2 separate regions of the Mus musculus genome follow, and region 1 is linked to region 2. Evidence: chromatin loops called from intact Hi-C (ENCODE). Cell type or tissue: heart. All regions are shown on one strand. Each heading gives the region's core, and the rest is flanking DNA. Links, peaks and the distances in the headings are about the cores only.

Region 1 (2,500 bases), core at 1-2,500, 580 kb before region 2:
GCGGATTTCTGAGTTCGAGGACAGCCTGGTCTACAGAGTGAGTTCCAGAACAGCCAGGGCTACACAGAGAAACCCTGTCTCGAAAAACAAAACAAAAAAAAAAAGTGTAAAAAGCTAAAGATAACTATAGCCATTGATCTCTGACTTACATACAAAATATAAAATACAAATATTCGAGTTGTACAAAGAGCTATAATAAAGTAATACATTTTTGAAACTCTAAATTGGCCTCAAGAAAGCCAGGCGAGGTGGCGCGGATCCTTAATTAGGAGACATAGGTAGGCCCATCTCTGAGTTTGAGGCCAGCCTGGTCTACACTGCAAGTTCCAGATCATAGCTACAAAGGAGAGCCAGCGCTAGTTGGGGAGAATGGGGAGCACTTTTGGCAACAAGTCTACAGTCTGTAAATGAAAACTAGGTCTGACATCAGAATGCACTAACTCCACGATTTTGTAAAGGACAAAAGCCCATTCACTGTCAAGTGTCTCCGCGTGAAAGCGCTGTTGTGGAATTCCCCTTTCCAAACTTTCACTCCACCAATCTTGTTTCCTATGCTTGACTTGAAAGCGTGAAGCCATCTGCAATTCCCCTGCCATCAGGGGTTCCCGCCACATTTCCGCACCTCTCATACTAACATCACCAAGGAACCCTGCGGGCTTCCCGCTGGGCGGCTAACGCTAAGGCCTGGTCCTACACCGGCGGCAGCAGCAGCAGCCGGGTCCCTTCCCGGGAGCCATGCAGCCCACAGCCCGCAGCCCGCCCTCCCGCAGGCCGAAGCACCTGGCCGGCCAGCCCAGAGTCCCATAGGGAGGAGGAGGAACCCAGGGGCGCGACGACCGGGCAGCCGCAACCCGGCATTGGAAAGCCCCGCGGCAGGTGGGCCGCAACGAGCTGCGGCCGCGGGCCATGAGGCCTGGAGCCTAGCGGCACCACCGTGGCCAGGGCCGAGACCGCACCACAGTTAGCCGCAGCTCGCCCGTCTTTGGGGCATGCGGTCGGTTACAGAGCGCGCCCCCGGCAGAGCGCGCCTCCGGCGGAGCGCGCCCCCGGGCCTGCCCGCCGTTCCTCCGGCCGGGGATGCGCGCAAGTCACAACAAATCGCTGTCCGTCCCGCCCCCTGCCGCAGCGCTTGGACTCACCCACATCCGGGGCTTGAGAGCGCCGCGAGTCACGTGACCCAGAAGAAGGGCGGGGCCGGGAGGAAGCCGACGCGCGCGCAGTGGGTAAGGGTTTTTCGCGCCCGCGGCCCGGGTTTCCGAGGGTGGCCAAGCGTTCGCCCTCGAACTCCGGCGTCTACCGCTTCCAGAGGCGCGGGCCGGTACTTTCAACCGAGCTTCAGAGCCACTTCTTTACTGCACGCTGTGCGGAGTGGAACGGAGCCCCCATGGCGACGCTCGACCTCCCCCCTTGCACTTCCGCATGTAGTATCCTCCCACCCCTCGAACCGGAAGTCGCTGCAGCGGGTGACTGTAGTGTCCCAGGATGGTGGCCTCCGAGGGCCATTTTAGTGTAGGCGCCGTGCTCGTAGCTTAGAAATACATTTACAAAGCTGTGTGCATGAAAGGTGTGTATGTCTCATAGGACGTACGCATCTAATGTCTAGAAAGAGATATCCGGGCAATGTGACAAGCTTTCCTCCTGTTGTCACGTATTGTGCCCAGAGATCTAGGGGACTGGTGAAGGAATGGACCCTTGGGACTGCACTCAGCCTGGGGTCTAAAGGAAACAATCTGAGAGCTGAGAGTTTGATATTATCTGGTATCCGGAGCGGGGGAACTTTCTGTTTACGTAAAGGGTGAGCACCCGAGCACCTGACCCAGGAAAATAGATGTGTTTGGAAGGACGGCCAAGCATAAGTGATGAGGGACGGGGGTGGGTGAAAAGCGTGCTAGTTTCTAAGCATGTAGAAGAGAGTCATGTTACAAAGTATTGAGGCGAACTTGTGGAAAGACTGGGTATCCTTACATTACCGCTGGAGACAGTAGTACCCTGCCAGTCAGTCACAAAGCTGACCTGACTTGTTTCATAGATCATTTGAGGCAAGCAGCAAAGCATTCAAGGACAGAGCCTGCTGAAAAGCTGGAGAGAAAGTCAGAGCACTTTAGAAAAAGGTGCAATCCATAGGGACTGGGAAAGTCAGCACCAGAAGGTGTGAAATGCAGCCCAAGGCTCAGCTACAAAAACAAAAGGCTTGTCAAACCCTGAGGGGTGATTAGAAGTGGCCCTTCAGCTGGCTTTGCGTTATCCACTAGCTAGGGTCTGGTTATGTCTGAGGAAAACTGCTAAGTTATCACCTGGTTTTAACGTGGCAGAGGGAGCTTCAGTGTGTGTGTGTGTGTATACGCGTACACGAAAGTTGTGGTGGTGGGGGAGATTTCTGCGTACAGGTGGAGTTGTAGATGAGTGTAGAGGCCAGAGGTCAACATCAGTGTCTTCCTTTATTACTTTGAATCTTAAACCTGGAGCTTTCTGATTCAGTTAAACTGCCTGGCCTGGCAGC
Region 2 (7,286 bases), core at 2,316-4,815:
CAGTAAGCTTTGTTAACTTGACACAGCTTCCAGCCATGCAAGAGAAGCCTCAACAGAAGTCCCTCCATGAGACTGGCCTGTGTGCATGTCTATGGGTCATTTTCTTGAGTCCAATGTGGGAGGCGCCATGTTTAGGCAGGTAGTCCGGAGCTATGAAGAAATCTAGCTAAGTGAACTGAAGAGTGAACCAGCAAGCAGCATTTCTGCATGGCTTCTGCTGCCAGGACCCTGCCCTGAATTCCCTTAACAATGAACTACATCCCGGGAGTGTAAACAGATTAAATCCTTTCCTCCCCAAGTTGCTTTGGGTCAGCAACACACATGACAGTAGAACTTAGTAAAGAAGAGTGTCAGATTCTAGAACATTCCAGATACCTCTTACCCTGTTATTGTTGACTTTGTATATGGCAGAACTATCGGTAATGGAAGTCTGTGTGTCTCTGTACTGGCCAGTTAGCAACTGTAAACAAAACAAAACCAAGACAGACAAATCAGGGTAAGCGAGTTACAATAACACTGAATGCAATGTAAAAAATGACATTTTCATTCTGTGGAGAGTAAGGTCAAATGAACGAATGCTACTTGAAACAGCTGAAAACGATCATACTGCTTTATTTTTAACTTGTAGAATAGTGATTAATTACAGCCGGGCAGTGATGGCACACGCCTTTAATCCCAGCACTCGGGAAGCAGAGGCAGGCGGATTTTTGAGTTCGAGGCCAGCCTGGTCTACAGAGTGAGTTCCAGGACAGCCAGGGCTACACAGAGAAACCCTGTCTCGAAAAACCAAATAATAATAATAATTAATTACAAGCTTTATTCCTTCTTTTTGCAGTGCCATCAGAAAGTGGCACCCTGGGCCCAACATTATTAGTATTATTTTTAAACAACAGCAAGGGGCCAAATTACTGACCTGTAAAGATTTTAGGCACCAAAACCAACTCAAGGCCTCAGGAGATGTTCAGTGGACATAACACTTCCTGTGTAACCTTGATGACCTAAGTTCAGCCCCTCTGAACCCACATAAACCCAGATCTAGTAGTACACACATTCACAAGCCCAGTACTCCTATGGGGAAAATGGGAGGGAGACAGGACAATCTCCAGAAATTCATACTAGCTTGCCTGGCACAGCAATGAGAGAAGACCAACACTTCTGGTCCTCTGACCTCCACAGATGTGCCAAGGCTCACACGTACCAGCCCTTACACACATGAATGAACACACACACACAATTAAAATAATAATAGCTATTACTACTACTACTACTACTATTATTATTATTTATACCCTCCAAAGGAAGAGGGTAAATTCTCCATAGTAAAACATGTTCAGTTAAAATACACTGGCTTACATAAAACTAAGTGTTAGTAAAGGGAGGCCTCTCTAGCTTAAGACTGTCGAAGGAGGGTAATTTTTGTCATGATTGTGATAATGCTGGATTGCTCAGAACTAGCCATGCTGGGACTATTTTAAGTCACAGAAATCAGCAAAAGTTATTGGGCTTCCTTTATCCTTTATTGATTGTTTAAAGAAAGAATAAGAACGCAAGCTACACTTAAGAATATATGTCTATCCAGGCAGTGGTGGCACAGGCCTTTAATCCCAGCACTTAGGAGGCAGAGGCAGGTGGATTTCTGAGTTCAAGACCAGCCTGGTCTACAGAGTGAGTTCCAGGACAGCCAGGGCTATACAGAGAAACCCTGTCTGGAAAAAAACAAAATCAAACAAACAAACAAAAAAATGTATGTCCATAACCATTATATTCTGAGTAGCCCAAGAAACTGGTAATGCATTTTTTAACAGGTGTATGTACACTGAAGGTTGGTTGATGTCGGGAGTCCTTAATCTTTCTCCACCTTATTTATTTACTGTTTTTGCTTTTTTTTTTTTTTTTTTTTCCCTGACATAGGGTTTCTCTGTGCAGCTCTGGCTGTCCTGGAACTCATTCTACAGACCAAGCTGGCCTCAAACTTGAAGAGATCCTCCTACTTCTGCCTCCCAAGTGTTGGCTTTAAAGGCATGGACCACCACCACACAGCCAGCCACCTTTTGTGAGGCTGTGGTCTCTCACTGAACCCGGGGAGAAAACCAACTAGCATGGGTGGTGGTGAGCCAAGGAATTCCAGGGATCCATACCTCCTAGGCCCTGGGATTGCTGACAAGAACTTCTGGACCTGGCTTTCACGTATGTGCCACCGATCCAAACTCAGACCCTCATTTTTTTGCCAGGCAAGAAAACAGACTGAGTCACCTCCCCATCCCCAGACCACGTATTCTAACAGCATCGTGTGTGTATGTGTGTGTGTGTGTGTGTGTGTGTGTGTTTTTACAGGTTTTCCTAGAGTCTTTTTTATATAACTCCCAGGGGGCTGGAGAGATAGCTCAGTGGTTAAGAGCACCGACTGCTCTTCCGAAGGTCCTGAGTTCAAATCCCAGCAACCACATGGTGGCTCACAACCATCTGTAATGAGATCTGACTCCCTCTTCTGGTGCATCTGAAGACAGCTACAGTGTACTTAGATATAATAATAAATAAATCTTAAAAAAAAAAAAAGAATTAACTCCCAGGGCTGGAGACTCAACTAAGTTGGATAAGATCCCATCCTGCTTCTAGCAAAGGGACCTGAATTCAATTCCCAGCACCCACATCAGGCAGCTTTGAAGACCGACTCTACAAAATCTGACACATCTGGCCTCTACAGGTACAGGCACTCATGTGCATATACCCACACACATACATATAATTAAAAAGAAAAAAAAATATTTTTAAAAACATGTCCTAAACTTGCTGTACCAAATAAACTGCAAGATGACAGGGCTACGGAAATGCCTTACCCATCCCTCTTAAGTCTAACCGAGGTGAAAATCAAAGCATTACCCTGACAAACAGCAACGTTTTCCCAGAGTCACAGAGACCAACGAAGAGAACAGCTCTCTGACTGCTCTTTCGGCTCCAGATGAACTTCCAGAACACTGCAGAGAAGAGAAAGGCAGCCTTCATTTTCTAAAGACATTATTAGTAGGCATTTACGACAAAAAAACAAAGCGTCCATCTGGACTACTTTCATTGTCACACGGATTAGAGTCAGTTTTGTTAGGAACTCACGGAGCGCCAGCCACTATCAACTGTAAACCTTTTCACGTCTATTTCCCTCATCCAAATGTGGAGACTAAAAGTATACACAGAATGATGGATCTGGGAAAAATTAGTGGCTTGCTACATTTGATTGGTGGATTTCTACTCTACCTTAGTACCCCAGTATCTCAGAGCCCAGTTCAGACACAAGTGGCTCAAAGTTGGAATGAACGATGGCGGCCGCAGCGCTCAAGCGCACAGGGCCGCCTCATGTAAGTCCTGTCCCAAGACCCAGGTCACTTCAGCGTCCCCTTTCCACACTGCTGGGTCTGGAAGACGAGTAGTAGAAGAGGGAACGCAGCCGTCCGCCTCCCTGGCCTGCGGCGCCGAGCCACCCTGCCCTCGCCGTGAATGCCGGCCGCCTCACCCAGCGTCAGCAGCACCGCCAGGAGAGCCACCGCCACGGAGAGCAGCGTCGGATCCCTCTGCTGCAGCTCCTGTCGTAAGGAGTCGAGGTAAGGCTGGAAGGCGCCACCGGCGCCATCGCCAACTCGCCGGGTGTTCGCCGAAGCCATGAAAGAGGTGTGTAGTCTTCCCGGGCCGCCAAAGTTACGTGGCTCTAGGCTCCACGCCGTGGTGGGGCGCGGGGCATCACGGGAGTTGTAGTCCCTTAGGGGTATCTCGGCTAAGTGCCTGATGGGAGTTGGAGTTTTTTGGTTTCTACAACCCAGTTAGCGAGTGTATTCATATCGGCATGCTTTGAGACATGTATAGCTTTGTGGAATTTTTTTTCTTTGCATTTTAATTTTTTATCTTTGGAGAATTTCATAAATGAATATGATGTCTTTTGGTCAAACCCACCCCTCTACTCCCATTTCATTTCGATTTTTGAAAGAATGATGACTTTTAGCAAAATTAACGGCTACAAAACTTCATTTGAGGGTGAGGATTTCTACTCGGCCGTTACATGGGATGAAATTTATGAGAGATTTTACCACAGTATGATGTGACCGAAGATGTGATGGAGTCACAGAGAATCCACAAAGACACATCAAGTCCTTTATGAGGTCAGAGAAAAGTAGCTAGAGATGGACCTGAATCTTGGAGGATGCATTAACCTATACCGGCAACTAAAGAAAACAGAAAAAGACGCACGGAAGAGAAGCTTGAGTAAAAGCCAATGACATGTGGGAAACTCGGGAATTCTGTGTCCTGCATTGACACGTCCAGCACGGAAAAAAATGACTGCATTTTAAAAAGCAATCAGGAAAATCAGTGCTCGGGAGGATGTGGAGGTGTCGACGATAGATTGATCATTCCCACCCAAAGGAAGCAGGCCTACTCAACCAGGTAGGCCATTTGAGAGGCCCAGAGTAGACAACATTTTTCAGTTTCTCAAGAGGACTTATTTATAAAAGATCTTCATGGGAACTCTTCTACTTAAGATTTCATCGGGTAATCGAAACATTTAAAAAAAAATGTGAGCTTCAATTTAAAAATATCTCTGCGAGTCAGAAGTGGCCAAGCCTCGAGGGCCATTTGCAGCCTCTGTCATTAAGTAGCTGTCATTATTTTAAAGTATTTAAGTACAGGTCTGCCTGGGAGATGACAGGAAAAGTCGATGTCACTTAAAGGCTAAACAAATTCATTAAAATGTCGCACTGCCACATAAAACCCCAACTCCTGCAGGTACCAGGAAGAGAGGAAATGAGACATTCCCTTCCTCTCTAGTGTGGCAGTGAGTGATTGGGTAGGAAATGAAACAAAGATGTTAAAGTTTGAGTTTGGAAGGTTCGCAATGTGATTTCGATTTCCATACATCCTCAAAAGGCAGAGGGCAGGTGAGAAGAAGCCCACTCGAGAGGGCCACTCCGTTGGCCTTACCATCGCCAGATACTGAGTCGCTGGCTACAGGCTATGTATAAGAATGATTAGATTGTCCATGGAAGCAAAAGTGGCAGAAAGGCAGCTGGAAAAGTTTGTAGGAATCAGACCTGGGAGTGGTTTTGTGTGCTATGCTGAAGAACTCAGAGTTTACTCATAGTATAACAATAAGCTGAAGGTGACATGGATAATTGGCAGATCTGTGGAGAACTGTGACTGGAGAGAGAAAAGACTGAGGCTGGGGGAATCAATGGGAGTCTCTTGTCGTATTTAGGCAAAAGATACTTGGAGTCTAACACAGGATAAAAGTGTGAAATCCGGGGCTAGAGAGATGGCTCAGTGGTTAAGAGCACTGGTTGCTCTTCCAGAGGTCCTGAGTTCAGTTCCCAGCAACCACATCAGGTGGCTCACAGCCATCTGTAATGGGATCTGATGCCCTCTTCTGGTGTGTCTGCAGACAGCTACAGTGTGCTCACATACATTAAATAAATAAATAAACAAACAAACACTGAAAGTGTGAAATACAGGGTAAAATTTCTGAGATATTTAGAAGTTAAAATATGTAGGTTGTAATGACTATAAAATATATAGTTGCTGTTGTTCTATTACTGTGAAAAGACACCATGACCAATACAGAAGAAAGCATTTAATTGGGAGCTTTTTTGTTTGTTTGTTTTTTTGAGACAGGGTTTCTCTGTGTAGCCCTGGCTGCCCTGGAACTCACTCCGTAGACCAGGCTGGCCTCGAACTCAGAAATCCACCTGCCTCTGCCTCCCGAGTGCTGGGATTAAAGGCATGCACCACCACCGCCTGGCAGAAGAAAGCATAGAAAGCATTTAATCGAGAGCTTCCTTATATTTCAGAGGCTGAGTTCATGAGTGTCGCAGTAGGGGATGTGGCAGCAGGCAGGCATGGCACTGACACAGTAGCTAAGAGCCTACATCCTGATTCAGAGGCAGAGAATAAGAAACTGGGCCTGGTGTGGGTGTTCAAAACTTCAAAGCTCACTCCAGTGACACACCTCCTCCAACAAGGCCACACCTCCTAATCCTTCCCAAACAGTTTCACCAACTGGGGACCAAGCGTTCAAATGTATGAAGCTATGGAGATGTTCTCATTCAAACCACAACACAGCCTAACCTACACAGTAAATTCCTTGGCTACATAGTGTGAGATTTTGTATCATCCTTTGTTTTGGTAAATCTCCATCCCAAATATACCCCGGCGATGAAAACACAACACAGTTAATATGAATACATGCTGTGCACCTAGGTTGGGCAGATCTACCACTACACTACCATCTTCCACATCTATGAGACCCCTTAGAACTTGCAGTTTCTCCAGGCCATGTGCTTCTGCTCTGCTTTTCTTCTTCCTCCTCCTCTACGTCCTCTCCCTCTTCCATTTTCTTCTTCTCTCTCCCACCTTTCACTCCACCTTCCCTTTTATCTGCCCAATCATCAGCTCTTCTTTATTTTACAAATTAAGGTGGGAAGCAGGTTTACAGGAAATCACCTGAGTGCTGACTCATTCCTTGTTCGCAGCCCCTCACAGGAGAATGGAATTAATATCAAATATAATTAGCCCCAGGGCTATTCACAACCATCCTTTCTAACAAAAAAAAAGTTGTTGGACGAAAGATTGTTGTCATCATATGTAAAAAGAAAATTGCGTACCTATATGTATACAAACACATACACAAAATAAAAATTAATATTTAAAAAATGACTTGAAGAGACATTTTTTCCCACATGTTGCAAACTATCAGGAGGAATGTGAAGTGTGCTTAATGTCTTTAGCCAGTGAGAAAATGAAAATGGAAACTGCTATGAGATACTACCTGATACTCATTAAGATAGTCACTATTAAAAAAGTCAGAAATATACCAAACAGTGCTGAGAGGAAAGGGAAATCTGTTACACTGTTGGTGGGAATGTAGCTTACTACAGCCATTATGGAAGACAGCATAAAGGTTTCTTAAGTTAAACAAAAAAAGAACGGGTGGTAATGAACCCTGAAATCCTAAGTACTCGGGAGGTGAAGGCAGAAGGGTCAGGAGCTCAAGGGCATCATTGGCTGCACAGCAAGTTCGAGGCCAGTTTGGATAAAATGAGAACGTGTCTTAAAATGCACACACACACAAATACGGATGTTCGCATGCACCATTTGTGGGTTTAGGGACCCACAGAGGTCAGAAGAGGCATTGGATCCTCTGGAAATGGAATTAGAGAGATTTGTAAATATTTTATTTTAATGATGCATGTATGTGTAGGCGTGGGGGGTGTGTGTGTGAGTCTGTACATGTGAGGGTGCAGGCTGTGGGC

What was found. Hi-C counts contacts between places; a loop is a spot of excess contacts. Peaks named below come from ENCODE experiments on the same cell type or tissue, not always from the same donor. Only the 100,000 strongest peaks of a DNase experiment are listed, where the experiment ranks them.
Region 1: a loop joins it to region 2, with 6 times the contacts of the local background. A loop is called at or near these places in 3 of 42 quality-filtered maps.

What each region holds. Positions count from the first base shown.
Region 1 is chr9:102,625,124-102,627,623 of GRCm38, forward strand. It overlaps Cep63 (centrosomal protein 63), which reads right to left and starts at 1,001. Exons shown (of 17, transcript NM_001081122.1): 1 at 781-1,001. The coding sequence starts at 858. Anapc13 (anaphase promoting complex subunit 13) reads left to right here and starts at 1,173. Exons shown (of 3, transcript NM_181394.3): 1 at 1,173-1,223. In heart, for the core only: a CTCF peak has its summit at 1,165; DNase peaks (open chromatin) are centred at 1,118 and 1,438; H3K4me3 peaks cover 2,373 bases; H3K27ac peaks cover 2,350 bases.
Region 2 is chr9:103,198,407-103,205,692 of GRCm38, forward strand. Srprb (signal recognition particle receptor, B subunit) reads right to left here and starts at 3,659. Exons shown (of 7, transcript NM_009275.4): 1 at 3,506-3,659; 2 at 2,881-2,975; 3 at 383-460. The coding sequence starts at 3,653. In heart, for the core only: no CTCF peak of the experiment used is centred there; a DNase peak (open chromatin) is centred at 3,725; H3K4me3 peaks cover 1,484 bases; H3K27ac peaks cover 1,000 bases.